Linked DNA regions of Homo sapiens: region 2 is linked to region 1. Evidence: read pairs that join two places in POLR2A ChIA-PET (ENCODE). Cell type or tissue: PC-3. All regions are shown on one strand. Links, peaks and the distances in the headings refer to the core of each region. The heading gives the core; the rest is flanking DNA. Region 1 overlaps PITPNM2 (phosphatidylinositol transfer protein membrane associated 2). Region 2 overlaps MPHOSPH9 (M-phase phosphoprotein 9).

Region 1 (14,858 bases), core at 2,379-10,378:
CCCTTCAGAGCCTTGCTCAGAGTCTCCCATTGGGACAGCTGAGCTACAGCCCCCATTCTGCAGGCACTTGCCACCCACAGCCGCTGGAGGCCCCTGGACGGCTGCACAAGGCCCTGTCCATCCTTGTGCAACTGCAGTGCTGAGCCTGGAGCAGCTGCCTCATCGGTCTGTGAGGTCAAGCTCAAGGGGCCACCCAGAAGGCTTTCCGAGAGCATCCAAAAAACCAGAAGAAAGGGTGAAGAGGTCCCCGATGGCATCCAGGGTTCCCCCATAGCCCTCCAGTCACTGTCATGGGGCAGGCAGCAGGACTCAGCTCATCTCTAGCTGCTGCTTTGCAGGGGCAGCATGAGAGCCACCTGGTGCCAGGGACAGCGCACAGGGCTCTGCCCAGAGCAGGTGCACAGCAGACACTGGAGACGGAGTCAATGGGGAACCAACGGGGCTGGCAGGAGAGGCAGGAGGATGCAAGACAGGAACAACCATTTATGGGGCATTTCCAAGGCACCAGGCTCTGTGGGAGCAGCTGACACACCTTGTCCCAGCAGATTATGTCTTTTTGACAGGTAAAAGCAAGGGGCCCAGAAAAGGGAAAGGATTTTGGCAAGTTGGTGTGAGACTTGCAGGAGGCCAGCAAGCTCAGAAGGGCTGTTCATTTTAAATGATTAATTGTATGTAAAGCCTGTGGGTGTGAGGATGAGGAGGCAGCTCCCCAACAGGCACCCTGGGCTGGCCTGGGAGCCTTAGGGGACATCATCCCCAAGGTGGTCTGTTGGTTCTCTCACAGCAGGAGGATGGGAAGGAATGGATGGTGGTCAGGCAGCCACAGGGGCACTGGTACTGGCAACACTCAGCACTTCCTGCATTCAGGGGCACCCTCTGTCATCCTGGACAGCAGAGACTTCTAGAAGTCAGATGCAGGAAGTGCTTCCCAGAGCAAGATTGTCTTTCATTAACTGCTGGAGACGTGGGGCAGAGACTCACCCAAGGTCTGCAGCAGGCCTAAGCCTTGTCCCTTGTTGTATCCAGCCCTGTATGCGTTTGTGTGCGTGTGTGTAGACAAATGTCACCTTCACAGCTGAGGTGTCAGTGTGTCTCATCTGCGATGGGCCAGGGGAAGGAGATGAAAGCTCTTGCAGGTGCCATGTGTTGAAATGGCCACTCCACCATGTGCCCAGTGATGTATCCGAGAGGAGCTCAGGGAGCCAGGGCTGGATGCAGGCAGACAGCCTGGCCAGGAAGGAGGCCAAGTGTCAAGATCGAGCAAGGGGAGGGCCTGACGAGGGGTAGAGAAGACCAAGCTGGGAAACACACGGAGTGGGCTGGTGCAGGCAGGGGCAGAGGGTGAGGGGCCGTCACTGTAGATGCCCTGAAGACTGAGCATTGTGGGTACTCCCCACAACCCACAAACTCATGAGCCAGCCAGGAGCAAGAGCAGGGGTCTGGCTATGTATGCCACCATCATCTCCACTGCCTTTGTGGAGTGAGTCCGTGACCTCACCCCACAGCTGTTGGGGGTGGGGGCATGAACCTCTGAGACAAGCACAGACTGAGAGCTGGGAGACAGACAGACTCCTCTCTGCAATGCCCATCCTGTGAGAGGGGCTTAACCACCCCCTGGGATGGGCTACAAGGTACTGCTATTAGAGAAAGTTCCTATACTGAACAGTTTGCCCCACTGGGACTCAACCTGGGGTCTTGATTGACTTTTTGGAGCCACATGCAGCCTTTCTCCTCCAGGACACCTTAAAATACGTGTCTGACTAGTACACCCTCTCCACAGTGGCTGCCTACTGGACCCCCTCGGCTGCTCTGGGCTCTCTGATTCTACTCGTGGAGGCAAAGTCGCCCTTGCTGATGACAGGGCCTGAGGCTGCTAAAAGCCCTGGGTGTGTTTCCTGGGACCCGCTGCCAGGCCACACTCCCCGGCCAGTGCAGTAGGTTTGCCCTTTATCTGGTGACATTCTGCCTGCTGGGTGCAAGGGGTTGAATAGTGCAGCCCCCTCCCCAAATTCACATCTAACTAGAGCCTCAGAATGTGACCTTATTTGGAAATAGGGTATTTGTGGATATGATTAGTGAAGGATTTCTAGATGAAATCATACTGGATTGAGGATGGGCTCAAAACCCAATGACTGGTGTTCTTATAAGAAGAGGAGAGAGTCTACAGCCATGGCCATGCATGGTGGCTCATGCCTGTAATCCCAGCACTTTGGGAACCAAGGTGGGTGGAACACCTGAGGTCAGGAGTTCGAGACCAGCATGGGCAACATGGTGAAACCCCGTCTCTACCAAAAATACAAAAATTAGCTGGACATGGTGGCACATGCTTGTAATCCCAGCTACTCAGGAGGCTGAGGCAGGAGAATCGCTTGAACCCAGGAGGCAGAGGTTGCAGTGAGCCAAGATTGTGCCACTGCACTCCAGCCTGGGAGACAAGGGTGAAACTCCATCACACACACACACACACACACACACACACACACACACACACACACGCAAAAGAAGAAGAGGAGAGGACACAGGAGACACAGGAGAAGGCCATGTGAAGGCAGAGGCAGAGACTGCAGTGATGCAGCCACAAGCCAAGGAACACTTGGGGCCACCAGAAGCTGCAAGAGGCAAGGAAGGATTCTCCTTGGAGCTTTCAGAGGGAGTGTGGTCCTGCTGACAGCTTGATCTGAGACTTCTGGCCTCCAGAACTGTGAGAGAATAAATTTCTGCTGTTTAGGCCATGCAGTTTGTGGTCATTTGTGACGGCAGCCCCAGGAAACTAGTACATTGGGTTTGTGGCATTGGGAAACAGGACACACTCTGAGCTGACCACATATAGGTCAGCTAGTGTCTCCTGCTCCGGGCACCCTGCAGGAGAACAGCCAATGGGTCTCTTGGCTGGAAGGGTGACACTAGCATCTGGGCAGGACTGAGGCAGCCTGTCACCAGGCTGTTAGCAGGGCTGCAGCCCAATTAGCTCAGGGCATGCGAGGAGCCAACGGTGAGAAACCCGTCTGCATCCAGGCTCTTAAGACACTTGAGGGGAAGTAGTCATGTGGCCCAAAGTGCACTGGCCTCCCCCTGCCCAGCCTCCCCACTTTCTCCACCTCCCCACATGGTACCTGAACAGCTTTTTCTAGGCCCCCATGTCAGGTCAGGCCAGCTCAGCTTTGCTAAAAATCCACGGGCACGGCCGGGCACGGTGGCTCACGCCTGTAATCCCAGCACTTTGGGAGGCCAAGGTGGGCGGATCACAAAGTCAGGAGATCGAGAACATCCTGGCTAACACGGTGAAACCCCGTCTCTACTAAAAATACAAAAAATTAGCCGGGTGAGGTGGCTACTTGGGAGGCTGAGGCAGGAGAATGGCGTGAACCTGGGAGGCGGAGCTTGCAGTGAGCCAAGATTGCCCCACTGCACTCCAGCCTGGGCGACAGAGCGAGACTCCATCTCCAAAAAATAATAAATAAATAAATAAATAAATAAATAAATAAATAAATAAATAAAAATAATCCTTGGGCACACCAGCCCTAAGCAGACAGCCTTAAGAACTAACGCAGGGACTGCAGGTCTTTCTAATCAGAAATGCTTGAAGCGAGATCTGAGAAATACTTAACAGCCCCCTAACCCCAAGGGGCTCAGCATCCCCTACCTGTCTCCACTTTTGGAGACCCTCCCATAATGGGGAGCTGAGGGAGTTGGCCAAGACTTTTGGAAGCTTTAGGACTATGACCAAGGGTTTCTCTGAGATTCTGCAGAGTTTGGAATCTCAGAGAGCTCCAGCACTTACGAACCCCAGGCACCTCCACCACCCCAACACCATAGGCTCTGCCCACTTCAAGGGACATGGTCAGGACAACTGTAGGATTGATAATGTCAGAGCCAAGATGGTTAAGTCCAGCTTTTCTCAAACTGAAGTACAGGGATGAGCTGCTTTAGAAACACCCAGTGAGCTTGTTTAAAATGTAGATTCCAGGGCCAGGTACAGTGGCTCACACCCTTAATCCCAGCACTTTGGAAAGCTGAGGTGGGAGGATTGCTTGAGACCAGGAGTTTGAGACTAGCCTGGGCAATATGGTGAGACCCCATCTATACAAAAAAATTAAAAATTAGCCAGAAGTGGTGGATTGTGCCTGTAGAACCAGCTACTCAGGGGACTGAGGCAGGAGGATGACTTGAGCCCAGGAGGCTGCAGTGAGCTATGATTGCACCACTGCACTCCAGCCTGGACAACAGAGTAAGACCTACTCTCTAAAAAAAAAAAAAAGGAAAAAAATGCAGATTCCTATGCGCTGCTCCCAGACCTGCTAAATCAGAACCTCTGTGTGAGAGGCCTCAGAACCTGCGTTTTAAACACATCTCCTGAGGTTATCAGGAAGCCCTCCAGAGAATGAAACACGGGGCCTGGTACAATCTCCCCTGCAGACAGATGGAGAGACTGGAGACAGGACAGGGATTGCTGCAGGCCACGCAGCAAAGAAAAGGCCAGAGTCCACACCTCTCCTGGGCTTGCTGGGGTCCCTATAGGCCTGGAATCAGATGGCCAGAGTCCTCTGTGCTCAAAGAGCCCTTCCCCCAGGTGAAGCTTCCTCGCCTTCCAGGCCCCCTGGAAGCCTTCCCAAGCCCCGTGGGCCGAGTCAGCACCCCGGGCACCTTGCGCCCACTTTCCTTTTGGCATTTATCAGACTGCACTGTAGCCACATGTTTGCCTTGGAGCTCAGGGCCCGAGCCTTGTTCAAAGTTGTGTCCCCAGGGCTCGGCCACAGCAGTTGCTTAATAAAGGTAGGTACCCAGCAAATATTTGTTAGATAAAAGATTTTAATTCCAAACTCTGTCCCAGAACAGTTGTCTGACCTTGGGCAGGTGACCCAACTTCCAGGCCCCTTCCTGGAACAGATTCTGGTCATCTGCCCTGACCGTTTCCCAAGGTGACAGTGAAAAGCCAGATGCAATGCACTCAGGAAGCTGCCCAGCAGTGGGGCTCTGCACCCGGTGCTCATATGACAAGCAGGGGCTCACTGAGTGACTGGCAAGGAGCTAAGAGTCCCCAGGTTGGCAAGACCCAGCCAGGAGAGTCTGCTGATAAGATACAGCCCAGGGACAGACGAGTCCAGAGGTTCTACTAGCCTTGAGCCTGGGGCAAGAGGTCGCCATGCCCTGGCCCCTAGCCCAGCTCTCTTCACTGCTCTTGGGGCTTAAATCATGCCCTAAGCCCATGTCCACTGTGGGGAGCAGGGACTGGGCCCTGAAAGCTATCAGACTGCAAACAGAAGATCACATCAAGTGGTGGTAACAAGGGCCTGGGAGCTGAAGCAGGTCCCTGGCCTGTGTGGGCCTTAGTGTCCCAGCTATAGTGAAGGGGTTTGAGCTGGACCGTATCCAAGGGCCCCAGGACCGTGTGGGCAATGGCACCGCTGTCACAGCTGCTGTCATCAGCACCCTCAGGGCCTCATGGCAGGCATTCATGTTGGTGTGGGCATCAGGGAAGGTCTGCTCCTCTGGACAGAGGCCTCCTAGAACACCCAGGCCGGGCAGCCCAGAGGAACATGACACACGCTGAGTCTGGGAAGCAGGCGATGTCCCCCCTCCCAGCTCCACTGGCTGCCCTGAGGAGCAGAGCTGCCCATGGGATGGGCTCCCTATGAGACAGGATGCTCCTCGGTGTGCCACTTCCTCAAGCCAGGCAGTAACAGCTTACACAGGCCAGGCCTCTTCCAAGGAGGAGCTGGGGAGCTTAGGCCTGCCCCCCATGCCTTCTAAATAACCCCACAGGACCAACCGGTTCTTCAGACCAGGCTAGTTGTGGGGGCAGCCCTAAGGGCCCCACATCAACATGCCCCTTCGCGCATCTGCCCAACTCAGAGAATGCCGTGACGTGTGACTCATGTTGGGGCCACATGGAAGGGATGTCACCGAGTCACCAGGTCAGCCCTTCCTAGCTGCAAACAGGGGGATGCAGGGAAGGAGGCCAGCAGAGAGAGGGAGTTGAACTCCGTTCTGCCTCCAGGAGCCTATCCAGCTGGCCCAGCTCAGTGTGATTCCAAGGAACTCAGGAAAGCTGCCCTGGGTCTGCCTGGCTCAGTGTCCCCATCTAGCAGGTCCGACCTGGGATCCTCGAGTGTCCACTGTTGCTTGGGAGGGAGCAACAGGCTGAACTCTTGAGTAGGGTGGGCAGAGGGCTGCAGGCAGCAGAGGGGGACAGGCATGCCGGCTCTTCTCTAAGTTGAAGCTGCCAGCTGGTGTCTCAAGCATAACTTCCAGCCCCTGCTCTTTCTGGGTCCAGGGGAGGCCCCTCCTTGGCACTGCAGCCATATCCAAGTTTCAGCCATGAAATATGGAGCTGCTCATCTTTTCCCTGTGCTCCCCATAAGCCACACTGCTGACCACGTGTTGTGCTTCCTAGGGTGGAGGACAGCCAGAGAGAGACCCGCAGGCTGGATAACTCTGCTGCCCACCTTCCCCTGAGGGCAAGCTCAGTCCAGGGAGTGGCTCTGGGTTCAGGTGGCTGGCAGGGTACAAACGGCTCGATGATCACACCTCCTGACAGAAAGCTCTGCTGGCTAAGACACCGCACTGGCTCTCCAAACATTTGGGAGCATGAAAAGCAGCGGTTGGCCTGGCCCTGATCCTAGGACAGCCTCTGGTACAGAGCAATCTGACACTGGAGGAGAGCCCCACAAGACGATCATCCGCTTCACACGCTCCTGCGACGAGGCAGGCAAGAAGCACAGAATCTTGAATTCTCACACAACGCCCATGGGGGGACCATCACTCCCATTCCACACAATAGGAAACTGAGGTGCAATGGGATTAAGCAGCTTCTGTGGGTCACACAGCCAGGACTCAAAACCCGAGCCTATATGACTACCAAGTTTTGCTCTTCTACCAGCTTAGGAAGGTCCTAGAGCAGCCCAGTCCCGATCCTTTCCATCTCAGGAATCTAGAGTCCTGGAAAGGGGACTTCAGCCATGCAATTAGCACAGGCCCAGCAGGCAAATGAAGTCAGGCGGAAGGAGTGTTTTAAATTTACCCATTCCCCATTCTCTGTCTGCACAGGCTTGACAAAGCCTGTTCACAGCCACAGGCTGTGATAATGGTGTGCCCACGCCTAGAAAGCTGTGAAGTGCTTTACAAGGGCACAGGGTGACAGGAAAAGTGAGGACGCTGGCATGAAACAAAGTGCTGGGCACACACCATCCATTTGTCCTTCCCATTCTCCTGAGGGCATCCATCGCTAACTCTGCTGTGCACACCAGGAAACTGAGGCTCCGAGAGGTCAAAGGAATTCTCCAAGATCTTATAATCAGGCTGATGGTAGACAGGGGACAGGGACAAGGTCTTCTAACTTGCATTCTCCCCTGCCCTCCAGCCCCTGAGCATAGTCTTGCTTAGAGAAAGGTGATGGGGACTTGATGAGGAAAATTCCTCTCACTATGGCAACAAGGTGGGGAAAGTGAGGCACAAAGTAGACAGCAAGTTAAGGCTGGCAATTGTCCCTCTCCTGTCTTCTCCCAAGACACACCTACCATTTGCAGAGTGACAGAGCATGTTCAAGTCCCTCATTCATTCATTCCCACCAAACTTGGCTTTGTCAGGGAGACAGTCAGGTCTCAGAGAGATCCACTGGGGCAGAGCTGGGACCCCAGACTCTCAGACTCCAGGCCTAGTGCTCCCTGTCAACAGCTGCTCAAGGTTTTGAGGTTAAACATTCATCTGAAAGGGGCTTTCAGGATGCCGAAGGCAGCAGAGAGGGCCACAAAGCTGACCTACTGGGTAAACCTGCAACTGAACGTTGGACCAAATAAAACCAGCACCCAGTCAGGAAACCATCATAAGATACAACTTTCCCTCACCTGGAGCTCTGGAAGAAGAGGCTGTGGCCACCAGGCAAGGGCCCTGGGGAAGTCATCCAAGCCAGAATCCGGAGCCCCAACAGGGATCAGGGAAGGAGCCTGACTTCCGAGGCCTGGTGTTTAGGGAGAGCCCTGCCTCTTGAGAGTTTGGCTGGTGTGATTCCATCGCCTGCCCCCCTCCCCAGAGCTCCCTATCCCCTTCAGGGATGGCCAGCTGTCTCCAGCTTCCATGAGGATGGAGCTTCCGTTTTATTCACTTGGCTTCTCATGGGTCGTTAAGGTACAAACCCTCTGCTATTTGTTACATCGGTATACTTTCAACCTCTTAGGAAGAGCTCTTAAATGGATGAGCCTTTTTTCTTCCATATTTCATTTTCATATAGTCTCTAAGCTACGGAAAAATTGCAAAACTAACATAAGAACTCCCCTCTACACTACCCAAAAGCAGCAATTGCTTCCCTTTTGTTCCATCTGCCTTGCATCTGTGTCCCTCCTGCTCTCTGTGTGCATCTCTGGGCATAAACACTCCTGACCCATTGAAGAGTAAGTTATGGGAATGCCTTGTCTCTAACAACAGCCTACCATTCGCCACCGCCTACACAGGTGGTTCATCTCCTAGCACATCACACCTGTTCTCTGTGGTGAGACACATGAAGTAGACAGTGTTATCTCTATGTTACAGATGAAGAAACTGAGGCACATATCTCCTCATGTGCAGTGCTGCTCCTACTACCCTGAGCCACCAATGCTGAAATCCTCAGCCTAAAACACATAGACCCCACGATGCAGACTGTCTTTCTGATGATACATGATGTAGCAATTTTTAAAAGAAAGGGAGCCACTCTGCTCCTATAGCAGAATAACAGTGGATCAGGATCAGAGTGACCCGGATTTTCCACAGTGTAGAGTGGCCTCGTACTCTGGGTGGAAGCCCTGGGGCAAGTGAGTGGTAGGGCAGATGCAGGGGGCTCTCCTCCAGCTCATCCCCAGGCTGCCTGCTCCTTCCTCTCTCTAATTCCTTCCTTTTCTCTTCTCAGACAACTAAGGTGGGTGGCCGTGGAGTGCAGGGAGAGTGAGCACCCCCCAGCTCTCCTCACCCAACCTCCTTGGCCTCCTCCCATACTGAGCACCCGCTGAAGGACAAGGGCTGAATATAGTCTTCAGGCCAAGAGCCCAGCAGCCATGCCCGGTGCAGAGCAGGTTGCATGTATAACTAATGAGTGAGGCAGAGGGAGGGAGGGAGCGAAGGAGTGAAAGAGCCAAGGATCCAAGTTCTGGTTCTGCCTTCACAGGCAGGCTACTCAACCCTCCGAGACTCGGTCTACTTATCTGTAAAATGGGAGCAACGCCAAGTACTTCTAGGGTGGCTGCAAACTGTTAAATCAGATGAGACTTGGGAAAGTGTCTGTGAAGTGGATTTAAGATCCCAGTGCAGACATAGGTTAAGGAGTTTGCTGAGCCCTGCTCTGGGAATTGAAGCAGAAAATGGGAGAAGCAGAATGCAAAGTTAAAGATGCCCAAATACAAATGCCACACTCACATTCACTGCACACACTCTCACATACCCCATAGGCACACACAGGCACATATACATGCCACACACATGCACACACACCTCACACACACAACATACCACACATGCACATATAAATACACACATGTCCATATGCACACAACACACACTCACATATACACCCCCCACATGAGCACACCACACACGCATATGCAAACACATCACACACCTCACATAGACACACACATGCCTACACATACACCCACCCACCCACACACACACACAAACACACACATATGGCCTCACAGCTCAGTACACCCTAAGCTTATCAGTCTCTGATGAATCCCTTCCCTTTGGGCTGGCGGCCCTCAGAAGCCCTGGACAGAAAGCCAGCACCCAGAGGCTCCCCTGCAGACACAAACATGCCAATCCCTGTAATACACCAGACCATGCAACAGAGCACCAGGGAGGAAAAGAGGGAACAGAGGCAGCTCTTTCCAGAAGTGGACAGGGACAGTTGTCTCACTCAGGTGAGACACTGAGCTGTAAAGCAATGCATAAAAAGGACAGCTGTCTGATCTTAACAATCCTGGGAACCGTTTACATGGGATCATGTTAGCATGAGAAGAATGCCAAATGGTAGGTACACCCCTGCTAGCAGGCAGGGAAAACATATTTGTGTGTGCGTGCATGTGGGTGTGAGCTTGTGAGTTGCATGTGCATGCCTGCATGGCATGTGCACATGTATTTGTGTGAGTGTGCATGTGGGGAGGCTGTGTGTGTGTATCTGCAAGCATATGTGCACTTGTGGGCAAAGGCGTGTATGTGCATGTATAAGTACGTGTGTGTTCAGGAAACTCACAAGAGAGACTGGGGGAGAGTTTAATGTTCATGAGCTTCTCTCTTCCTGCAGTTTAAGTCATCATGCAACACCACCAACAGACTTTTTCAAAGCTAGGCACGGGCTGGGCGGGGGCCAAGGCAGATGTTCTGAGTCCCAGAATCTCTGACCCGCATCAGAGCGGCCTGTCCTGCCCAGCACAGCCTGGGTGGTGGATTCCACCATGCTGCAAGCCAGGCCAGGGAAAAATAAATCAGACTTTCTCCTGGGAGCTTCACTGGCTTCGTGGGGTCTGTCTGAACCACAGGGCTTCCCACCACGCCCTTCCCTGAATCCCAGCGCTCCTGTCAAATTAAAGAAAGAACCACTCACCGCCTGAAAGCCAGCCAATGAGGTGATTATTCCAATTTTCCTGGAACGAGCTTTCCACACTTTCACAGGCTGGAGCCATCGGCGGCCCAGGCTCCCACCTCTCCAAGCTGCTCTCACGCCCCCTGCGGCTCCTTTCAAGTTAAGTCACCACTACGTGAAGTTATACTTTAGAGCAGCCGCTGAGAAAGGACACAGGAGGGCGGAGAGGCTGGGGCAGAGCACTCACGATCTACCTCAGGCAAATGCAGCCAGGCTGGAGGAGCCGGCCTCTCTCCTCAAAAGCCAGCTTGGCTCTGGCTGTTCTTTTGACTTTTGGGCTTGGTAACTGAACACACACTTGCATTGCCCTGAGCTCACACGAAAGCCCTCAGGGCAGAGGAAGCCCAGCAGCAACGGCAGGGCCGGGTGCCTCCCATAGAGGCTGAGAGCAGAGATGACGATCAGGTGCTGCCACTTGTGGGCTGGCCTTTAAGGTGTCACATCAGATTTTCCGCTCACTAGCAAACCAAAACCAAACTAAACAAAACTAGCACATGGCCTCCCCGCCCATCACATAACTCGTAAACCCATCAGAATTCCCAGCAACCAACCAGAATCCAGATGCCCGTAATGTTGTTAAGAAGCCTGCACACCGCCCAGATGCCAGGAGGGTCTGGGTGATTCTCCAGCCCCAAAGCAGAGGAAGAAACAGCACAGACCTGTGCAGACACAAAAGCATTCCTCTCATCCTGCCCAGTTGTAACCCATCTGATTGCTCAAAGAGAAGCACCAAGAATTGAGGGTCTCTGGGGGGCTCAAAGGCAGTTTTAAAGAAACAGGGCTTTGGGGAGATAAACATAGTTTAAAGATGCCCAACCACAGAACCACACAGGGAGTCCTGTCTCAGGCCACCTTCAAGGCTCTGATGCTGTTATTAAAACAATCTGACAGAGAGAATGCTGAAACAAAAAACAGAATCCAATCAGGTGCTCATGAGGCTGAAGTCCTATATTCAACTATTCACTTTGTGAGCCAATTCTGGTCCCACCCTCAATCCCCACTGCACCCTGAGACACAGACACATACTGGAACATCTAGACTTCTCTGCAGTCAGCCCTCCAAGTTGAGTGCCTCTTTCAGAGTTGACTATGGGTTCCCTGGTACCTGAACTCTGAAGCTCCCTGGTGAGTCAGACAGGGCTACTTGGTGTAACACTTCCTATTTAAAGATCAGAGAGGGGTTACTCTCAGACACCATTCAAACCCATAACTTCTAAGAACTGGGTGCTAAATCCGGTTTCTTTGGCCCTCACTTTCCATCAACACGGGAGCTGTTCTTGTTGACAACCAGGGGTTCTTTTTTCCATTGCCTGCTGCACAGGAAGCAGAGGTCACGGTGGGAGCTGCCTGTGCCGGGCATGGGTCGGAGTGTGTCTCCCCGGGCTGCGCTGCTGAGGGGTTAGCCTCACAGATTCCCTCTGGGAAAGCCACTTAAGAGTCATTCTGAATGCATCTACTGGGGATGGGGAAGAAATGATGCAGAATGTTGACCCACTGGGCAGCAGGCTTGAAATCCTGCCTGACCAAACTGTGCCGAGGGGCTGTCCCAAACAGATGGTGCTATCCAGACAGACACACTGGCAGGGCCGCTCTGCCTGAAGCCAGCCAGCAGACGATCCTCCCTACACCACCTTCTTGGAAATCTTGGTTATGGGGGATATCGGGGTGGGGAGGGACACCCCTTGTTATCAGGGGTGGAGAGGGACAAAACATTTCCTCACTGAACTCTCATTTTCAGATAATGAAGGATTGGTCAGAGAGACAGCCAACGTGTGGCCAACAATCACCACTCCAGAGCCCTGCCCCATCTAGGGCGCACGTGCATGCCTCTGAATTTCCTCCCCTTTCCTTGGTCCAACCACAGTCCAGGAAAGCAGATTTTCTATGCCCCGTGGCAATCACAGTGGAAAATGGAAGTACAATGGAGTGCTGTACCTACCCAAGCACCAGGAGGCAGGAGTCGAGCTACTCACAGACTCCCTAGAGGAGAACTCCACGCACCCAAACTCTGCTGTGCCCCCTCTGAGTTCTGAGCATGCCAGGTGAGGCCTCTCCCTCTCTCTCTCCCTCCATCCCAGCTCTTCGGAGAGAAAGCAAGCAGCCCGCGTGACCAGACAGAGCCTTCCTTGCTAATAAACCCATCCTGAGGCTGTGACATGTTTCAGAAGGAGCAGAAAATTACCTTTTAGGAAGCCAATGTGAGGGAAGGGGTGGGGGGACAAAGTATCAGAGCCAGGAGGTGTGCACCACAGGAGCCAGGCTGGGGTCGCGCAGCAGCCTCCCATCCCTGCAGAGGTCCGCTGAGCTCCCCATGCTGCCGGCCTCAGGGGGCCGCCCCCAGCACGCAGCTCTCCCAGCAGCCCATGCCTGGAGACAGAGGACACTGAGGAGCACGCGTGTCCCCAGGATGGGTGGACGGAGGAGCTGGGAGACTGGGCAGGGATGCCGGAGGAAGGGAGAAAGGCAGGCCGGAGAGGAAGGGGTGGGGAGCGGAGAGGGAGGGCGGGAAGGAGGGAGAATTGATTTTCTCTCCTCCACTGGGACCACTGAGCTGAGTTGCCATGGAGAAAGGGGAGCCGCTGGCAGAGCCCAAGGCGGGCGGAGGAGCCATATGCCAGAGGGAAGGCATCAGCAGAGAGCCAATCCCACAGTTCTGCTGCTGCAGCCTCCCCCATACCAGGCCTCAGGGTCCAGGTGGCCAGGCGGGGAGGGGTACCGGCCAGACCGGTGGGCAAAAGCAGCAGCTGGTGGCCACCACCATGCCAAGGAAAAGGGAGGAGATGGGGGCTTTCTCGCCTGGCTCGTGGTGCTCCGCTGCCCCAAGAGCCTGGGCCCTCCGTCTCACGCCACGATGCCCAGCCAGAGCCTGAAGTCGGGACCCCAGAGACTAAAGTGACCCTCTCCCCGGGCTTAGGTGATACCTTGTGTTAGGGGAGGCGTTGTGGATTTCCACCTGCCCGGCCTCCCTGTTTCTAAAAATCTGTTGCCAAATCCTGAGTCACATCTTCCCACCCTCAGGGATAAGGGGATACCCACCTATGGAAGGGCTCCGATGGCCCAGTGCCACCCATGTGGGAAGCAGAGGAGAAGGGAGGCTGCTGGGCACAGCAGGGGGAGGGGGCTCTCCTGGACACACTGGCAGGTGGATGGGGACTCCCAGGCTCCCCACGCTGGGTGGCATCTCCCATCACGCCTGTGCCAGCCTCACTGCTGCAGCTGCCCACGTCCCAGCTTCGATACTGGCTTCAGCCACCTGGCCCCACTCATACTGGGAGCAGCGAAATGGGGCTGGGAAGAAAGCCACGAGACCTCAGTGGGGTCGCAGTCTCTCTTCTTGGAGATCACATGACCAGGGGCAAGTCTGGTCACTTCCTTGAGCTTCTATCTCCTTATTACAGACAGAGATGATACCACGTTCTACCAACTGGCACTCCCAGGCACTCAGACGTGGCAGGACTTGGGGAAGGCTCAGGGCAGGCACTAGTGCTGTCCTGGGCCCATCTCAGGAGCTGCGGTCTCCTTAGGGCTGGGAGCACAGTAGCAGCATCCTCCAGCCTCCTATCTCTCCCTGCTCACTTGGTAGACTCCTCAGGACTAAAACTACAGCAGGTCTGCATCCGGCACCAGAGCCTACCAGGCCCAGCTGCCCTGACACAGAGACATCTAAGTTGGGGCACAGCCCAATCCCATCGCTTTCTCCCTCAGTGTTTTATTTCACTTCTTTTTCTTTTTTCTTTTCTTTTTTTTTTTTTTTTTTTTTTTTTTTTTTGAGACAGAGTCAGGCTGGAGTGCAGTGGTATGATCACAGCTCACTGCAACCTCCACCTCCTGGGCTCAAAACAATTCTCCTGCCTCAGCCCAAGTAGCTGGGATTATAGGCGCCCACCACCACACCCAGCTAATTTTTGTATTTTTAGTAGAGACAAGGTTTCGCCATGTTGGCCAGGCTGGTCTTGAACTCCTGACCTCAGGTGATCCACCCATCTCGGCCTCCCAAAGTGCTGAGATTACAGGCATGAGCCACCGTGCCCGGCCTCTCTCTCACTGTTTTATGATGAAAGTGTTCAAGCATATGGCAAAGTTGAAAACATTTTATAATGAACATCCATATATTCACCATCTAGATTCTACCGCTTCTTCTCACTTTTTTTATTGCAGTAAAATACATATAACACAAAATTTACCATTTTAACCATTTTAAAGTGTTCACTTCAGTGGCATTGAGTATATTCACAATGTTGTGCAACCAC
Region 2 (14,858 bases), core at 1,214-9,213, 92 kb after region 1:
TGAGGCCTCAGAGGTCAAGACTACAGTGAGCTATGATTGTGCCAATGCACTCCAGCCTGAGTGACAGAATGAGACCCTGTCTCAAAAAAATTAAAAGAGAAACCTAAGAAGAGAATCAAACTCTATCTCAATTTTTTTTTTTTTGAGACACAGTCTCACTCTGTTGCCCTGACTGGAGTGCAGTGGTGCAATCTCAGCTCACTGCAACCTCCAACTCTTGGGTTCAAGTGAACCTCCTGCCTCAGCCTCCAAGTAGCTGAGATTGCAGGCACACCACCACAACCGGCTAATTTTTTTGTATTTTTAGTAGAGACAGGGTTTCACCACATCGGCCAGGCCGGCCTCAAACTCCTGACCTCAAGTGATCTGCCCACCTTGGCCTCCCAAAGTGCTGAGATTACAGGCATGAGCCACTGTTCTCGGCCTCAAAATATCTTTGAATTAGGCCGGGCCCATGTGCCTGTAATCCCAGCTACTCAGGAGGCTGAGGCAGGAGAATCAGTTGAACCAGGGAGTTGGAGGCTGCAGTGAGCCGAGATTGCGTCACTGCGCTCCAGCCTGGTGACACAGCGAGACTCCGTCTCCAAACTAGATAAATAAAAGATTAGCCAAGACAACCCCACACCTTTTAAAAAATGATCACATTGGCAGGTATTTTTTTTTATTATTCTTTTTCAGAGACGGAGTCTTGCTCTGTCACCCAGGCCGAGTGCAGTGGCACGATCTCAGCTCAATGCAACCTCCACCACCCAGGTTCAAGCGATTCTCATGCCTCAGCCTCCCGAGTAGCTAGGACTGCAGGCGTGCACTACCACGCCTGGCTAATTTTTTGTATTTTTAGTAGAGATGGGGTTTTGCCATGTTGGCCAGGCTGGTCTTGAACTCCTGACCTCGTGATCCGCCCACCTCGGCCTCCCAAAGTGCTGGGATTACAGGCATAAGCCATTGCGCCTGGCCATGGCAGGTTTTTTTTTGTTTTTTTTGTTGTTGTTGTTTTCCCAAACATACAGGTTTCAGGATGGGGAAGAGCTTATCTTCATACACGGCAGGTAGGAGTAGAAATTGTCTCAAACATCCTGGGTTACAACTTGACATATATCCAAATCCTTAGAAATTTGCATTTCTTTGGACCTAGCATTTTTATTTCTGGGAATGACTCCTAAGGCAATACTTACACGTGCAAAGAGATATGTTTAAGAACTTTATTGCAGCCTTATTTATGATATCCAAAATTAGAAGCAACCCAAATTTCTACTAAAACATTCTTGGTTAAATACGTTACTGCTGATGGAATATTGTACGTTAATTTAAAAGGATGTTATAGAAAGATATTTCATAACATGAAAAGTTCAATTGAAAGTTTATTTTTTTTTTTTTTTAAGACTGAGTCTTGCTCTATTACCCAGGCTGGAGTGCAGTGGCACCATCTTGGCTCACTGCAACCTCCACCTTCCAGGTTCGAGCAATTCTCCTGCCTCAGCCTCCCGAGTAGCTGGAATTACAGGCGCCCACCCCCACACCATGCCCGGCTAATTTTTGTACTTTAGTAGAGACGGGGTTTCACCATGTGGGCCAGGCTGGTCTCGAACTCCTGACCTCAGGTGACCCGCCTGCATCAGCCTCCCAAAGTGCTGGGATTACCGGCATGAGCCACCACGCCCAGCCTATAAATTATTGACTAATATTTATCAGAACAAAAAGACAAAGTCAGAAAAAAAGAAGTTGGGGGCTGGGCACAGTGGCTGGAACTCCTGACCTCAGGTGATACACCAGCCTCAGCCTCCCAAAGTGCTGGGATTATAGGCGTGAGCCCCTGCGCCCGGCCTACGGCTCACTTTTTGAACCTCTACAGCTATTCAGTTTCCAAAGTGTAACCATTTTATCTGCTTGCTAATGGAAAGGAGTTCAGAAATAAATTACAGATTTGAGGAGGGAGAAATCAAACAAAAAGAGAGGCAATCTGTGAGCACTAACTTAGTGTAAAATCTGTTGAAAAGCATATTGCCATTTGCTCTCAAGTTAGTTTCTTGAAAATACAAGGGCATGAACACCTTCTTCTCTAAGTCTAAAGGTAAAATCAATTTTTATTCCTGAAAGCTAGCTTGCAGTTATAAAATTGCTATAATCAAACACTTCCCGTAAAAGCTAAAAGTTTTGACTGCTGCTTCAGTGTGTCTAATTTTCACTGTGCCATGATTTTTTAAACCCCTCTTAGATAACTGGAACACTGACTGGCATCAAGCCTCTAAAGCAGATTCAAGCTAAGACATTTCACCTGATTTAATCTTGTCTGTAAAGTGATTCGTCCTCCAGGAGAAGGCATCCTGCTTAGTGCTGCCTCAATCTGTTAACACACGAAAAAAATATGTTTAAATTACTGGCAGGGAGGTTTATCACACAGAATGGAAAGAAAAGGTTTTGGCTTAGTATTTCCTTGTCCATTTCATCTCAACTTAATTTCCCTCTGTCAATTAGTAACGACCACATGGCTCAAATCCGTTGCTAGCACAGCTCTGGTATGTTATCCCATTGTAATTTCCTGAGACAGGTTTGACTCAATAATTCCCTTCTCCTTAGACATAAGCATTAAGTTCAGAAAACAATTTTTAAAAATATTTGTTTGTTTTTACCTGGTCCTTTTCTTTTGTAAGTTCATCAAAAAATCGTTCTGTTTCAGCTAGGGTCCGAATTTTTGCTGTATATTCAAAATCATTCCCCTGTGGAGTGACTGAAACCGGCTTACACTGTTCGTAGCTAACTGATTTATTCTTCTCCCAGGCTGTTCTCACAGATACTTTCTTCACTCCATTTGGCACCGGTTCAGGGCAAGAGCTATGATTAACATGGTTATCGGTGGCTTTCTCAGAATAAGTTTTTTCTGTCAGAGAGGAGAGAAATTGCTTATATTTCTTATCAATTTTTCGTGTAGGTTGCATATATATTAAATATGTTGCCCAATTTCACTTTCTGGATATAGCTGCTATGTGGCCCAAAAAAGTAATGAAAAGAGATACAATAATCAATCTTATTTACTCAGTGCTTTTTTCTCCAAAGAATTCTGAAAGCTTTGCCCTCTGTTTGACAATCTTTGCAACTTCCCTTAATGAACTTAAGCAAACTTCATGTAAACATAAATGAACTTTAAGTAAACTTAAAGCAAAAAAAAAAAAAAAAGCTTAAAAACTAAATAATACATCACATTTAGTGGACATACACCAACACTAAACAGTTAATGTTTTGAGGGCCTACCCAAGTGATTTCACATACATTGTCTTATAGCTTTATTCCAAATTTAGAATATAAATGAGAAAAAAAAAGTTACCCAAAGCCTAAGCTGCATATAGAGAATAAAAGTAAAGAGAATAACTGAGCAGTGTGGCCCTGGTAATTAAACATCAACATTCCCTGTACCTCAGTTTCCCAACTTTTCAATGAGGATAACAACATTGACATAACAACACGTAGCATCATGAGTGCTTAGTTTCAGACGCCCTTGAGTGGGAAAATATTTAAGTGCAAGATATTATAATATTTAGAACACTGAGAGATACCAGAATCTCAAAAAATGAATGATTAAAACCATAACTAATATTTTTTAGGAAAAGATACCTTCCGAGTCATCTAGAGGAAGAAACTGGAGTTGCTTTCTTGGATTGGTACGTTGTAATGTAGACACAGGAACAGTATCTAAATCATCCAAAAGTATATCAAATCTATTGAATGAAGCAAGTTACTTGTGAGAAAAAAAATGTTAACTGATTTTCCCTATCTCCACTACAAAGATGAGCTGGCATCCAGCTAACTCACATATTTATGTATTTTCTTAAAAGAAAGCTGGTTATGTAATTGTCTAAAACTGAAATTTATTTCTATTTTCTAACAAAATTGTATTTACAAACTAAAGACTTAAAACACTTACCCATACATTATCTCATTTGATATTTATAAAAACCTTATGAAATAAGCAGGGTAGTTATTATTATCCCCGTTTTATAGAAGAGGAAACTGAGGTTCAATGTGCTTAACTCATCTCCGCAAGAGCCTGACAGAGTTGGGTCTGGAACCAAGAAGCAACATCCCTCCCCGCTAATAGCACACACAGCTGCCCACACTTCGGAGGGGACAGATTCTCAGCAGCACAGGTAAACATGCATTTGGTGCCAGGGCCATACCAGTAAAGCCCACTTTCCTGTACAAATGGCCCAAAAGTTTTCCCGTATCATAAACCTTTTCAGGAAAACAAAGAACTATCATTCTACATACAAAAGCTGACAGGGGTGCTGAGGTGATAATTTAAAATCTAGTAGTAGCAAGTTTACATAGTTAAAAACTGTGTTCATTGTACTGCAGTACTTTAGTTGTAGTATGACATTCACTTATGATTTAAATGAAATTCACAGAGTTCCCACTGGTAACTGAAAAATTAGTGATAGCTAGAGACATAAGTCAACATTTAGAAAAAAATCACTAATATAGTAAACTTTATTCTACAATTTTAGAGAACTTACCGAATTGGACTGCTCTCATTTTTGCTAAGCAGATGACTAAATCCTGGGGACAAGTTTTCTTTAGGGGATCGCTTTGGACTATAAGCCACAGTCACTGGTGTTAGCATAATCTCTCTTTTTGCTATAGAAGAAAATGAAGAGGAAATATTCTTTTCCTTCTATATGTATCAGCATAACAGTTTCTTATTCAGTATTTTTTTTCTAATTTTGAAAGGAATATAATTTCAACGTAAAACTTTGAGAGAGAAATAAGAGTGTACAAAAAAATAAAATCACTCATAATCCTAACACCTAGAGGTAACCACTGTAACACTGTAGTATATCAGACAGTACTTTCAGCACTCTGACTCAAAACTGGTTTTTCAGGATTTTAGAAGTCGACTGGAAATAAGATGGAAACAGCAGTACACTACTGAACATTCCTATAACACAATAATAAGAATCTCCTCAGCTGGTGTGAAAACGGAAATTCAGGACAGGAATTCAATGCTTCAACTTTAAAACCAACCTGTTATTGGCTAAAGAAAAATGGTGACTAATGCTAAGTACTTGAGATCAAATACATAAGAAGTATATTTGAGACTAGCTTGGATTAATTTGATTGAATTAATGTTTGGATAGCTGGCATTTTTAAGTATTAGTTGCAAACAATTTAGTGGACACAATAAATTATTAGTATTAGTTGTAAACAATTTACTGGACACAATAAAAAATCTCACTTTAATAAACAGATTTCTTCATTTACATTTGTAGTATCTATGTGATCAGACAATTTTATTTATGAACAAGATCTTATTTAGGGGTCCTCTGCTCAGAGTACTCTACTAGGTGCTGAGGATACAAGAGAAACCAGAAACAGGCAAGCAGCGGGCACAAATAGATTTGACTCAGAGATCACGCTTTTGAACCCAAGAGATGTACACATCTAACTCTTACTTGGAGTACTTGATTTACGATTTGAAGGTGGTAAAGATGATGATCTCTGTGAGGCCGAATTAAGTCTCTTTTGTCTCTGTTGGGCACACTTTTCTGGAGAACGACTTGCATTAACTGAAGTTTCAGTTTGCCGAGGATTTACTACAGCAGACCAAAAAAAAGCAAAACAAAAAACAAATCAAAACAAGCCTACGCTTCAGTTATCCACCTTTATTAACAGGTGGTTACACATGGTTACACACCAAGCCCCACAGCTTAGGTTCTGCTCAAAGCATTTATTCTCACCAGCTAGGTTATAGTGACTATTTGCAAATGCACCACATTATAATGATAAAAAATGCTTGATGAAGAAAAATATGGGAGTTTATAATGAATTCATTCTGGCTCCCTGTTTACAATCGGCATTCAAGGTGATTTTCAAGAGGGTTATTTTTAGAAAGCAGGTTACTAATTTATTTACTAAGAGACACTGCTTGGGAGATGTAACCGCAAAGACGCTGGCAGGATGACTAAGGGGTCTGAGAAAGCAAGCATAGTGGAAAAGGAGAGAAATGTATTGGTGACCTGGACCTGTGAAAAAACACAGTATTAAAGACACTACTTGCCTTATCTACAGATGCTCAGTAACCAAGAAAGAAGAGGAAATGTTATATCTCACTTCATGAATACCAAATGCCTATCACAGCCTTCTGATGTGTGCAAGTAAGATGGACTGACAGGAATTTTTCAAATATCCTTAGGAATGCCATGTAAGGCCAGGAGCAGTGGTTCACGCCTGTAATCACAACACTTTGTGTTTACACTTTGTGTTGTGTTGTGGAGGACAAGGCGGGTGGACCACTTGAAGCCAGGAGTTCGAGACCAACCTGGCCAACATGGTGAAACTCCGTCTCTGTTAAAAATATTAAAATTAGCCGGGGGTGCTGGAGGGCACCTGTAATTCTAGGTACTTGAGAGGCTGAGGCAGGATGATAGCTTGAACCCTGGAGATGGAGTTTGCAGTGAGCTGAGATTACGCACTGCACTCCAGCCTGGGCAAAAGAGTGAGACTCTGTCTCACTGTCTCAAAAAAAAAAAAAAAAAAAAAAGAATGCCATGTAAGCCTTTTTCATAATCGGAATGTAAGATTCAACTGGCTTTGTACAAAAGGTACATGTTATGCCAGAACTGTGATAAATTATTAACTAGGACATTCAATTCTCTATGAAACGGGGCTGAAGTAGCAGTAAAATAGCAAGTTTACAGAGCTAAAACTTTTAATTTCATTACCTAAATATTTTAATTTTAACGAAGGTAATATAAATGGGGAAAAGATATCTATATCCATCTATCTCAAACAAGGAAATACTCACTATTTGAGGTGTCCTCTTTCTCTGTCTGTGTCCCCCAATTTTTAAATATTTTTCCCTCATCAAGTTCTTTTAAAGCTCTCATGATCGGCGTGTCTGAAGTCTCTCTTTGCTTTTTTATCAACAAGCTTGTTGATGAACTTCCAGGTGAAGAATCCTTTTCCAGAGGTGAACGGTGCCTTAAACAATAATTTTAAGACATACAGTGCTATGGACTAAATGTCTGTATCTTGCCCCCCGCCCCCACACCAAACATACATGTTGAAGCCCTAATCTTCAATGTGATGGTGTGTGGAGGTGGGGTCTTTACGAGGTAATTAGGGTTGGATGAGGTCATGAGGGTGAAGCCTCCAAGATGGGATTAATGCCCTTATGAAAAAGGGAAAGAGGCAGGAGCGCTCTCTCTGTGCACACACACCAAGGAAAGGCCATGTGAGGACATAACCAGGAAGAGGGCCCTCACCAAACACTCAGCACCCTGATCTTGCACTTCCAGCCTCCAGAGGTAGAGAAAGAAATGTGTGTTGTTTATGCCACCCAGTCTACGGTAATTTGTTATAACAGTCCAAGCTAAAACACACACTTTACTGGGGTTGTTAGGGGAATAACAGAGTTGACAATTATACTCCACAATGAGCATGCTTTGCAATGCAAATAAATTAAACCTGCATACAGTGCTTTCCCATCCTTCTAGTCCTACACTTAGAGGAACAGCATCTGCACAGCACCCTGGAGTAAGCGGCTGAGGCTGCTCACGCAGGCTCGGGGCTCGGGCTGGCCAGAGCCATCTGAAGTGGGAGAGGATCTACATCTTTTGTTTGTTTTTAGACAAGGTCTCACTCTGTCACCCAGGCTGGAGTGCAGTGGCACAATCATAGCTCACTGTAGCCTTGAGCTCCCCAGGCTCAAGTAATCCTCCCACCTCAGCCTCCCAAGTAGCTAAAACTACAGGCGCATGTCACCATGCCCGGCTAATATATTTATTTTTTGTAGAGGTGGGATTTTGTCATGCTGCCCAAGCTGGTCTCGAACTCCTAGGCTCAAGCGATCCTCCACGTTGGCCTCCCAAAGTGTTGGGATTACAGGCGTGAGCCACCACACCTGGCCTGAGGATCGACATCCTATCCTAATCACAAACCCATACTGTGCCACTGAGCACAGGTGGGGAAGCTTGGCAGAGCTCATGGAAGTAAAATATTCTAAAAGTAGTAGCCTTTCAAAGTAAAATAAAAGTCAGGTTCTCAAAATTAAGACATTAAAGAACCAAAGAGAGGGCTTCCCAAACTTTTAAAAGCAATTGAAATCTCTAAGAAAACATAACATCCCTAAATAGAATCTTTAGCAAAGTTATCTCACCCTAGGCTACAGGTTTCCTCCAGCTGGTTATCCACGTTACTGTCCTGGGTGTCCAGAGGCTGGCCAGTAAAGATGGAATACTCTGCACCTGGAATCAGCCATTTCCGCCTGCTGACGTCTGAAGTTGCTAGTGTGCTATTAGAATGAAAACGGTCAGGCATTATAAAGGTCTGCACTTCATTTCAGACTGCATGTGCATATAAAACAATCTGCTCTCAAACAGTATTTACACATTTGTACACTAATTTAAAAATCACATGTAACAATCTATATTTTGGATACAATTTATTTTACAGTTTTATGATTCAACTTAACTGTTGTTCTAGGTTTCTGTTACTTCTGAATCTCAGTCAAGATTCAGGTACTTGCGGCTCTGAACATTCCCCTCACTGTCTCTCAGGCATTTCACACCCTTTACACTCTGTGCCCCTACTGTAGCTGAGGGTAAAGTGCTGAAGGAAGCAGGGCTGCCCTTCTTGTTCCCTTCAGACCAGCACTGTCCAACAGAATCTTCTGCAAAACCAGAAATGCTATCTGCACTGTCCAATGCAGCAGTCACAAGTCAGGTGTCACTACTGAACACCTGAAATGTGGCTGCTGAGACTGAAGAACCAATTATAAAACGTTAATTTTAATAATGAAAGTTTTCAGTATCAAAATGGAGTCACTAATGTCAAACTCCCAAAAAATGGAGCTGGGAGGCACAAAGGAGCAGCCTCTCACACAGATGCTGATTATGGGAACTATTCTGAATTCCTCAGAACGACAGTATTCCAGATAATAAGCTGCTTGTACAAGGAAACATCCCTAACAAGGGATGTCTCCACCACTGAGCTAATGCTAATGCCTGCAACATGCTCCTGTAACCAGTGGTCTTTGTTTTAAAATAGCTTAGTGGACTGTGGACTGCCCTTTGTCTTTTAAAGTTTCCTGTGTCCCAACCCCTTTGGACATGCTTATGGTTCACCACAGCATGCGTACTCCAGCTTGCAAACCCCCAACATTTCCAAATAAATTTCTTTGGAGAGTCAGTCTCTGTCACTGATTTTAGGTTGACATGATTGATTTAAATAGTAATAGTGGCTGTTGGCAGGACTGTACTGAACAGCGCAATTCTAGACATTGCTCCCCCAGCTCATCTGAGGTTCCCACCATCATGTTAACCCCCAGTCATTCCCCAGACTTTAGAGCCTGCCTTGTTTTCTCCACACCTATGCCTGTTCTCACACTAGGCAACTTCCTGACCACTCTCTCCAGTGAGGTGACCCTCTACTCCTCAGCCAGCCACCTCAGAGGGTACTTGCTGGCTTTTGTCAAAACCAGAGAACACACTCCCCTTAAGAAACCAATACTCCAAAGACTGTGCCCCTATTCTGCCTCCCGCCCTCAAGCTTCAGCAACGTGACCTACGATCCTTGGCCTCTCCATTTTCCATTTATCAACCCCTCCTAGTCTGACTAGGTCCTCTTGATCTACCCTGAAGTCCACACTCACGATACTTTCTCTCTCACCTTTCACCACACCTGACTGGCAGCAAAATCTGAGGACTGGCTGACTACAAAGGCCGCGCTTCAGGTCTCAACTCCTACCACTGAGCTTTGCTGGAAAAAAGCCACCAGCTGGGCAGACTCATCACCACCTCAAGCGGACACCCCAAACCGCCTGACCGCCTGGCAACATGACTTTCTTTTTTTTTTTTTTTTTTGAGACGGAGTCTCGCTCTGTCACCCAGGCTGGAGTACGGTGGCGTGATCTCGGCTCACTGCAAGCTCCGCCTCCCAGGTTCAAGCGATTCTCCTGCCTCAGCCTCCCAAGTAGCTGGGACTACAGGCGCCTGCCACCACGCCCGGCTAATTTTTTTGTATTTTTAGTAGAGACGGGGTTTCACCGTGTTAGCCAGGATGGTCTCGATCTCCTGACCTCATGATCCGCCCACCTCAGCCTCCCAAAGTGCTGGGATTACAGGTGTGCGCCAACGCACCCGGCCGGCAACATGACTTTCTGTAACCAGCAAGCTTCAGTTCTCCAAACATGACTATCTCACACCCTTTCCACCCTCCTCAAACCTCCCATCCCACCTTCGTTGACAGGTGAAACTTTTGAGTCAAATTCAAAGAAACACCAGAAACCATGAAACAACTCTTGTTTTCTCTCTGTCCCCTTTCACAACCAAACATTTTAGAGGCTGCCTCTTCTATCTACATTCACTTCAACTCCAGTCACTCTTTCCCTCAGTTTTTTTTTTTTTGAGACAGAGTCTCACTCTGTCGCCCAGGCTGGAGTGCAGTGGCGCGATCTCGGCTCACGGCAAGCTCTGCCTCTTGGGTTCACACCATTCTACTGCTTCAGACTCCCGAGTAGCTGGGACTACAGGCGCCCACCACCACGCCCGGCTAATTTTTTGTGTTTTTAGTAGGGATGGGGTTTCACCATGTTATTAGCCAGGATGGTCTTGATCTGCTGACCTCGTGATCCACCCACCTTGGCCTCCCAAAGTGCTGGGATTACAGGCGTGAGCCACTGCGCCCGGCCCAGTTTTTAAATTAAGAACTATTTCAGGGCCAGGCTCAGTGGCTCATGCCTATAATCCTAGCACTTTGAGAGGCCAAGGCGGGCAGATAACGAGGTCAGGAGCTCGAGACCACCCTGGCTAACATGGTGAAACCCCGTCTCTACTAAAAATGCAAAATAAAAATTAGCCAGGTGTGGTGACGGGCACCTGTAGTCCCAGCTACTCAGGAGGCTTAGGCAGGAGAATGGCATAAGCCCAGGAGGCGGAGTTTGCAGTGAGCCGAGATTGCACCACTGCACTTCAGCCTGGGCAACAGAGCGAGACTCCGTCTTAAAAAAAAAAAAAAATCTTCAAACATTCTTGGAAAATTACAAAGAATACTATAACAAGCATCTACTCACCCATTCTCAGTTTTAATAAATGCTAAGATCTTGCCAATTTTTTTTTTTCTTGAGATGGAGTTTTCCTCTGTCACCCAGGCTGGAGTGCAGTGGCGTGATCTCAGCTCACTGCAACCTCTGCCTACCAGGTTCAAGCAATTCTCCTGCCTCAGCCTCCACAGTTGCTGGGATTACAGGGGCCCACCACTGTGCCCAGCTAATTTTTGTATTTTTAGAAGTGACGGGGTTTCACCATGTTGGCCAAACTCCTAACCTTAAGTGATCTGCCCACCTTGGCCTCCCAAAGTGCTGGGATTACAGGTGTGAGCCACGTGCCCAGCCCGATCTTGCAAAATTTGTTTTTAATTATAAGACCAATTTTTATATATTTAATTACACAGAAGGCATAATGTATTAATACACATTTTTAAATGTCTTTTTTTTTTTTTGAGACAGGGTTTTACCCTGTCCCCCAGGCTAAAGTGCAGTGGCATGATCATGGCTCAGTACAGCCTCGACCCCTCAGGCTCAAGTGATTCTCCCACCTCAGCCTCCCGAGCAGCTGGGACTACAGGCGCGTACCACCAACCACCACACCCAGCTTTTTTTTTTTTAAGACAGAGTCTCGCTCTGTCACCCAGGCTGGAGTACAGTGGCTCGATGTCGGCTCACTGCAACCTCCGCCTCTCAGGTTCAAACCATTCTCCTGCCTCAGCCCTGTGAGTAGCTGGGATGACAGCTGCGTGCCACCACATCTGGCTAATTTTTTTGTATTTTTAGTAGAGACGGGGTTTCACCATGTTGGTAAGGCTGGTCTCAAACTCTTGACCTCATGATCCACCTGCCTCAGCCTACCAAAGTGCTGGGATTATAGGCGTGAGCCACTGTGTCTAGCCGCTAACTTTTTATATTTTTTGTAGAGACAGGGTTTTGCCATGTTGCCCAGGCTGGTCTCAAACTCCTGGGCTCAAGCAATTTCCCCACCTTGGCCTCCCAAAATGCTGAAATTATAGACGTGAGCCACCACACCTGGCCTTTAATGCTTTCTCTGTTCAATATTATGTTTGAAATTTATCTGTGTTAGTACATATAAGCTCTATTCATTTTTATCATTTACCCATAGTATGAATATATTTGTCCTTTCTCCCGGCAGTGGAAATATGGTTTTTAATATGCAGCCTTTCGACAATGCTAAAATTAACACGTGTGAAAATTCCTCTAAGGCAAACATCTTAACATGCAACTGTGGGATTTGGTGCACATCTTCAACCTCTCTGACTGTTGCCAAATCACTCTCCAGACAAGCTGTATCAACTGTCAATCATTACTTTGAGAGTTCCTGTCTCTCCATATCTTTGCCAAACGTTAAAGTGTTTCAATTTTAAATATAACCTGTCCGATGGTGTGAATTGTATCTTATTGTTTTAATGTGCATTTTCATGACAATTAACATGTTCTCATTTTTATTAGCCATCAGGGATCTGTGCGCTGCTTGTTATATTCTTTTACCATTTTTTGTTGAGAAAGTTATCTTTTTCTTATTGATTTGTAAGAGTTCTTTCATCTTCTGGATACTTTTCCTTTATTCGTTCCTGTTCACTTTAAAAATACAAAATATCAGCCGGGGCCAGGTACAGTGGCTCACGCCTGTAATCCCAGCACTTTGGGAAGCTGAGGCGGGCGGATCACTTGAGGTCAGGAGTTCGAGACCAGCCTGGCCAACAAGGTAAAACCCCGTCTCTACTAAAAATACAACAAATTAGCAGGCATGGTGGCACGTGCCTGTAGTACCAGCTACTCGGGAGGCTGAGGTGGGAGAATCGTTGAACTTGGGAGGCGAAGGTTGCAGTGAGCCAAGATTGTGCCATTGCACTCCAGCCTGGGTGACAGAGCGAGACTTTGTCTCTAAAATAAAATATCAGCCAGGAACTGTGGCTCACGCCTATAATCCCAGCACTTTGGGAGGCTGAGGTGGGCGGATCACTTGAGGTCAGGAGTTTGAGACCAGCTTGGCTGACATGGCAAAACCCCATCTCTACTAAAAATACAAAAATTAACCAGGCATGGTAGTGGGCACCTGTAATCCCAGCTACTTGGGAAGCTGAGGCAGGAGAATCGCTTGAACATGGGAAGCAGAGGTTACAGTGAGCCGAGATTGTGCCACTGCACTCCAGCCTGGGTGACACAGCGAGACTCCATCTCAAAACAAACAAACAAACAAACAAAAAACATATATTATATATATATCTCAAGCACACATAGACATACAGGTAATATTCATGCCAACCATCCAGCTTTATAAATCTTGGTTATATATTCTTTAAATTAAGAGTAGAACACTATAAAGACAACTAAAGCCCCTGTGCACCTCTCCAATCTCATTCGTTCCCTCCCAAAAGCAACCATTTATACTAAATTTGTGTTCAGCATTCCCATGCACGTTTTCATACGTTTACTATGTTTGCATGAACCCATAAGAAATACAAAATTGCTTCACATGCTAAAGTCAATATAAATAGTATCCTATTTCTTCTGCAACTAGTTTTTTGTTGTTCCATATTATGTCCTTAAGATTAATCCACGTTGACCGTCTAGCTGAGGATCAGCAAATTCTCTCTGTAAAGGGCCAGAGAGTAAACACTTGAGGTTTTATGGGCCAGTGTCTGTTGCAACTACTCCACTTTGCTGTTGCACAAAAGCTGCCGTAGATGCTATGTAAGTGAATAAGCTTGTATTCCATGAAAATTGTATTTGTGGACACTAAAATTTGAATGTTATACAATTTTCTTTCTTTTTTTTTTTTTGAGACAGAGTCTCACTTTCTCACCCAGGCTGGAATGCAGTGGTGTAATCTTGGCTCACTGGAACCTCCGCCTTCCAGGTTCAAGCGATTCTCCTGCCTCAGCCTCCTGAGTAACTGGGACTACAGGCACATGCCACCATACCCAGCTAATTTTTGTATTTTTAATAGAGATGGGGTTTTGCCATGTTGGCCAGGCTGGTCTCGAACTCCTGACCTCAGGTGATCCACCTGCCTTGGCCTCCCAAAGTGCTGGGATTACAGGTGTGGGCCACCACGCCCAGTCCGTCATACAATTTTCATGTGTCATGAAATATTCTTTTTTCCCAAACATGTAAGAATGTAGAAACCATTCTTTACTCAGGGGCCTCACAAAAACAGGTAGTTCATGCCACATGTGGCCCCACAGGCTGGGGTCTGCCAACTCGGTCTCTGCCACCTGCATTGTCATGATGCAGTGTCATGCTTGAGTGTATGACAGTATTTTCCATATTCCAGCTGTTAGACTTTCAGGTTTTCATTCACTTTTTTTTTTTTTTTTTTTTTTTTTTTTGAGACAGAGCGGTGCTCTGTCACCCAGGCTGGAGTGCAGTGGTGCGATCTTGGCTCACTGCAACCTCCGCCTCCCAGGTTGAAGTGATTCCTCAGCCTCCCGAGTAGCTGGGATTACAGGCCTGCACCACTATGCCTGGCTTATTTTTGTATTTTTAGTAGAGATGGAGTTTCGCCATGTTGGCCAGGCTGGTCTCAAACTCCTGACCTCAAGTGATCCACCTGCCTTGGCCTCCCAAAGTGCTGGGATTAAAGGCGTGAGCCACCACGCCCAGCCTGCATTCACTCGAGTACCCTCTGAATGGGCTTCTACTGTTATCACTCTATCCAGACTGTTCACTAAGCATTAGCCTCCAGCTTGCAAAGACCTTGCAGTCTTCACCTTGATCTCTCAAGCAGCAATGTGAGATTATGACATATATTATACATCAGTTTTCATTCACAATTCCTGGCTCATAACTTTCA

What was found. ChIA-PET counts read pairs that join two places held together with the same protein. Peaks named below come from ENCODE experiments on the same cell type or tissue, not always from the same donor. Only the 100,000 strongest peaks of a DNase experiment are listed, where the experiment ranks them.
Region 2: POLR2A ChIA-PET joins it to region 1 with 17 read pairs; 12 of 35 experiments call an interaction of 5 or more read pairs at or near these places.

What each region holds. Positions count from the first base shown.
Region 1 is chr12:123,065,004-123,079,861 of GRCh38, forward strand. All of the region lies in intron 2 of PITPNM2 (phosphatidylinositol transfer protein membrane associated 2), which reads right to left. Among named protein-coding and RNA genes, the nearest start is that of PITPNM2-AS1, 9.0 kb to the right of the region's middle. RefSeq lists enhancers at 1-680, 839-1,340, 5,316-6,188, 12,945-13,666. In PC-3, for the core only: no CTCF peak of the experiment used is centred there; no DNase peak of the experiment used is centred there; H3K27ac peaks cover 111 bases.
Region 2 is chr12:123,158,506-123,173,363 of GRCh38, forward strand. It overlaps MPHOSPH9 (M-phase phosphoprotein 9), which reads right to left. Exons shown (of 24, transcript NM_022782.4): 17 at 8,150-8,284; 18 at 6,797-6,972; 19 at 5,445-5,585; 20 at 4,509-4,629; 21 at 3,610-3,713; 22 at 2,631-2,878; 23 at 2,276-2,344. Among named protein-coding and RNA genes, the nearest start is that of PITPNM2, 15 kb to the left of the region's middle. RefSeq lists a silencer at 14,664-14,858. In PC-3, for the core only: no CTCF peak of the experiment used is centred there; DNase peaks (open chromatin) are centred at 4,876 and 5,956; H3K4me3 peaks cover 357 bases; H3K27ac peaks cover 2,390 bases.